2 separate regions of the Homo sapiens genome follow, and region 2 is linked to region 1. The links are chromatin loops, found by intact Hi-C in ENCODE. Cell type or tissue: B cell. All regions are shown on one strand.

Region 1 (2,500 bases):
CACCATTTCATTAATTTTCAAAATCTTTTGAGGTGAATTTTACTGTATTTCCATTTTACTGATGATGAAACTAAGGCTTCAGCAGATAAAATAACTTGCCTATAGTCAAAATCTAAATGGCACAGGTAGAACTTGAACCCAGATTGTCTGACTGTGCTAGTCAAAATTAGTCAAAACTTTATTTGATATAATCCCACAATAAGAAATACATTTTACATAGTGACCCAAAGGTGTATGTACATATAATGATACAAGCATTCAAGTACCGTTCAGTACAGTAAAATGGCAATAGAAGAATACTGAAACCACACCCTATTACATGCAACATTCTGATATTTCTCTATCTTGCTGGGGAAAAAATAAAAACAAAACAAAACAGCTAGCTGCAGACCACTAAATTGACTTCCAGACACAACCCAGAGTTTGATAACCATCACCCTAAGCTATATACTTAGTATAGATACAAATAAAAAAAAATTGCCAGGCGTGGTGGTTTGTGCCTGTAACCCCAGCTCCTCAAGAGGCTAAGGCAGGAGGATTGCTTGAGGCCAGGAGTTTGTGATCAGCTTGGGCAACACAGCAAGACCCTGTCTCTCCAAAACAAACAAACAAAACCAAACAACCAGGCCTGATGGTGTGCACCTGTAATGCCAGCTACTCAAGAGACTGAGGCAGGGGGATTATTTGTGCCCAGAAGTTTGAGACTGTAGTGAATTGGTGAGTTATGATCACACCACTGGCACTCTAGCCTGGGTGACAGAGTGTGACCCTGTCTCTAAAAATGAATAACTGAATGATGAATGAATTTCCTAAATAAATATTAAGGGCCAAAAGTTTAAGTGGGCATAGAATCAGCAAAAATAAGGAATTAGGATCCAATTCTTTACCATTCATGTTCAATCTTCCCACAGTTTCCTAAAAGGCTTCATTAGTAACAAGTTGCTTCAAAGCTAATAAAAATTACCAGTAATCTAATGTCCAGAGTAACTCTGACCTGATGAATACTGATAAGCACTCCATGCTGTTTACTCTGCAGACTATATGGATGAAAGTCAGCTGGTGTGACAGTGGCACACGCTTACTTAGCTCCAGGGACATATTTAACTAAATTTAGCACACGATCTTAGCACTCAACATGTTCTCATTCATTCCCGGGGGAATGAATGGTGAAAATAACGACTAGAATGATGAACACAAGCCAAATCACTTCATTCATTTTTTTAAAGATCCTTCTATAACCTAGTAAAATATTAGGTCTTGTCACACCTGAAAAATCAATGATTTATCTTTGAGCTAAACCACTAGGGGGTGCTTCGCAAGGATGAGGCAAGGATCTGAATTATTTTATATTTCTGGCAGTAACCAACCGCTTCTGGAGGATCCATTCTTTGAACAAATCAATACAAAAATACGTTTTGTCTTTTTCCTGCTCTGGAAGTTCCAAGCACTTCAGTGGCTTCTAGGGCAAAACCCAAACGTACTCAAGACCTGGCATTGAAGACTCTTCAGATTCTCACTCCACGCCTCATCACCACACTAACTCTTCTTTCAAGCTTCTCCTACCTTTGTGTTCTGGGCCTTGCCAGGAGGAGGGCCTGCTACTCAGCTTGGCAGAAACTCCAACTCATCCTTCAAAACCCGGCTGAGGCGTCCCTCCTGCAAAACTTATCTGACTTTTGACCCCGAATTTTGCAGCACTCAGGCTAGACAGAAAAGATAAGAAAGATGACATGGTCTGTCTTACCCAGGAGTCAGTGTGACGATGGCTTCGGCTCCGCTGAGTCTGATGGCGCATAAGGGCCCGTCCCAGCGACCCACCGGCCGGGGCTCTCCTCCGGCCCATGGCAACACGACCGCTGGACGAAGCTTCCCGGCTCGGCGCGTGCAGTTTCCGGGATTCACAGTTCGATCCCCGGAAGTGACGATAAGCGAGCCCAAGTAGTTCAGGCTCAAACTTGAGAGGGGAAAGCAGAATGACTTGTTCTCAAGTTCTCCTTTTACGTCTCGATTTTACCAGTATTATAGAATATAAGTGAAAAAATGGTTCTGGGAAATTTTCGATAGATTTCCTGGCGAATGTCTCGAGTTTGGATAAATGACTGAGTTAAAAGAATGGTCCATTCTTAATTTGTGCGTCGGTCTTTAGCGTCCGGCGAGAAACTAGAGCACGTCGGAAACATGGCGGTTCCTATTCGCGGCACTAGCTCCGCCTTCCGCTGCTTCCGTCAGGAGGACGCGGAGACTCGGAGGAAGAGTGTTTCGGTGGCGCTGGGACGGGGGCGTTTCCCAGCGCTGGTTTTCTGCTGGCGTCCCGAGGTGTGGTCTCTCCGAGGTCCAGCACAGCAACTAACTTTTTGTTTATCTAGCCGACCCCAGCTGCGAACTGGGGAGAAAAGTCTTCGCCTGGATGTGAATTTGGAATGAGAGGCTGAATAGTATTTCCAGAGCTTGGCAAGGTTGTAGGAAAAGCCAACAGGAAGTGACTTACGCTTTATTTCAA
Region 2 (2,500 bases), 430 kb after region 1:
CCAGTTCATAATGGTCAAATACTATCACAAGAATGATAAAACCACAAAATATGCTGACCCCATGGATAGGAAAGAGGTGAATGTCAAGGGGACCTGGGACACAACCAAGTGTGTCAAAGTGTGTCTTATCTAAATGGTTTATGAAAAATTAAAACTCTATAATATATAAGCATATGTTTTAACAGACGAATTTTCCCTCTACTAAATCTTTGAGTAAAACTGACTCTTCAGGAAGATGCAGTAAGCTTTGATCCTGTGACTGGAGAGTACAGCTGTCCCCAGGATATTCACCAAAGTTTAAGAGAAACAGACATATCTACACACCGTATCATCATCTCGTCTGACTTACGCCCAAAGGCAAAGGGCCACGTGAAGTCCACAGCAGGACTCAAGTGCAAAGTCAACAGACTTTTATTTAAACTTCTGTTCAAAGGTATGTGAGTGTTGAAAGTGTGTCAGATGGTGGAGAAAATGACATAACAGGAAATTGTCGTTTAACAACAGAGTCCATCCCTGAATGCTGCAGCCAAGTCTGCGCCTCCGCGTCCACTCACGGGGCCACCGAGCAGTGATTTGGAGACCTGTTTCAACTATCAGCGGGGGCCAAGGGATCCCTGAGCCAGACCTACACCATGGCAGAGCCCCCCAGGTCATTTTCCCACCGTCGGTGAAACTGTGAGGAAACCATGGTATTATTCCTGGCCTCCCTGCGCTTCCCTCTCTCCTTTCCTGGTGACGTTTCCAGCTGTCACCAGCATTCCATGGCATACTTCTTATTCCCCACCTTCCCTTACTCTCATATCATCACTTCTTAGTAAGACTAAAGCCTTCCCCTTTCCTGTATTATTTACTTCTGATTAATGTCGGCAGCATTTCACCGGCGCGTAGCATTTAACTATTGACTTGAACACCATAGGTATTGCTTCTTATGGAAAAAGAATACTTTAAATTAAACGTGGTCTCTTTATCCAAAAGTGCCCAATTTGTTATGATTAATAAAGTTACCAATCAATAAAGTTACTTCATATGATCACTCTGAAAAAAACAATAAAACCTCTTTGTGGAAGCTCAATACACTGCCATTCTGTCATTCACTAGTGTTCTCGACGGAGAGGCGCTCTTGCTGTGCTGTGTCGTTTTTGATGGAGAGATGCTCTTGCTGTGTTTTTGACGGAGAGATGCTCTTGTTGTGTTTTTGATGGAGAGATGCTCTTGTTGTGTTTTTGATGGAGAGATGCTCTTGCTCCGCACTCCCACCTAACCCTCACCCCCAACCCCCTGAAAGGTTCTGGCCCCAGCACGGCCCCGCACACACCCTCTCTCACTGGACTTGCCCCTTCCCTTCTCCCGGGCCTCACGGCGGTGTCTACGCCGGGCTCGCTGGAACCTTCCAGGGCTCGGTGATTCGGGGCTGCGGTGGGAGGGCCCTGAGTTCTTAGACCCGCGTGCAGATCCGGCCGCGACACAGGCGAGACCCCTGCCGGCGAGGCGCGGAACTGCAGGCACGCCGCGGCAGGGAGGGCCGCAGAGCGGGAGGGGCCTGGGGCGCCCCCAGCAAAGAAGCTGGGGTGGGGGGCTGGCCACCCATCAGGTCATCAGGAGCCAAGTCCTCTTCCACACTTCTTTCACCACTGTCTTCAGCTGCCACCTCTGTCTGCCTCAGGACCATCAAGCTGTCTGGCTTCCGTCCTAAGACCCTGAGACAGAATGGAACCCTGGGCACTTACCCTCCTAGGCCAAGGCCAAATTCTCCAAAACACCCCCTAGAGGTGGGGGTGACGGGGGGAGGAGAGTAGACACTTGGAGCCCTGGACATCGGGCCAAGCATCCCACAGACGACAGATAAACGGCTCCCGGATGGTAATACAATCAGAGGCTCCACAGAATCTTTTTCTGTTGGCAATGGGATTAGAAAATAAAAATAAATCCCAAACACACACAGGCACCTGCCCTTTGCCTGGTGGAATGGAGAGCTCTCGTTTTGTTTTGCCCAGAACGACTTTCATTTACAGCTTCACATTTTCAGCAAGACGAAAAGCTGAGTCCAGACGCCCTTCAAAAAGAAGAGAGGTGGCCGGGTGCGGTGGCTCACGCCTGGAATCCCAGCACTTTTGGAGGCCGAGGCGGGCGGATCACCTGAGGTCGGGAGTTCGAGACCAGCCTGACCAAGATGGCGAAACCTCGCCTCTACTAAAAATACAAAAATTAGCCGGGCATGGTGGCGGGCACCTGTAATCCCAGCTACTCAGGAGGCTGAGGGAGGAGAATCGCTTGAACCCAGGAGGTGGAGCTTGCAGTAAGCCAAGATCATGCCACTGCACTTCAGCCTGGGCAACAAGAGCAAAACTCCGTCTCAAAAAAAAAAAAAAAAGGAAGAAAGGAGGAGGAAGAAGAAGAAGGAGGAGGAAGGAGGAGGAGGGGGAGGAGGAGGGGGAAGAGGGGGAGAGGAGGAGGGGGAGGAGGAGGGGGAGGAGGAGGGGGAGGAGGAAGGGGAGGAGGA

What was found. A loop is a pair of places that touch in the nucleus more often than their neighbours do. Peaks named below come from ENCODE experiments on the same cell type or tissue, not always from the same donor. Only the 100,000 strongest peaks of a DNase experiment are listed, where the experiment ranks them.
Region 2: a loop joins it to region 1, with 7 times the contacts of the local background. A loop is called at or near these places in 107 of 110 quality-filtered maps.

The regions. Positions count from the first base shown.
Region 1 is chr3:194,670,320-194,672,819 of GRCh38, forward strand. LSG1 (large 60S subunit nuclear export GTPase 1) reads right to left here and starts at 1,872. Exons shown (of 14, transcript NM_018385.3): 1 at 1,745-1,872. The coding sequence starts at 1,843. In B cell, CTCF peaks have their summits at 1,320 (motif pointing right) and 1,526; a DNase peak (open chromatin) is centred at 2,162; H3K4me3 peaks cover 1,608 bases; H3K27ac peaks cover 1,298 bases.
Region 2 is chr3:195,105,120-195,107,619 of GRCh38, forward strand. The region is part of intron 3 of XXYLT1 (xyloside xylosyltransferase 1); the gene reads right to left. It overlaps LOC124909476 (a long non-coding RNA gene), which reads right to left and starts at 1,424. Exons shown (of 2, transcript XR_007096226.1): 1 at 1-1,424. RefSeq lists a silencer at 1,312-1,481. In B cell, CTCF peaks have their summits at 1,488 and 1,689; a DNase peak (open chromatin) is centred at 1,452; H3K4me3 peaks cover 327 bases.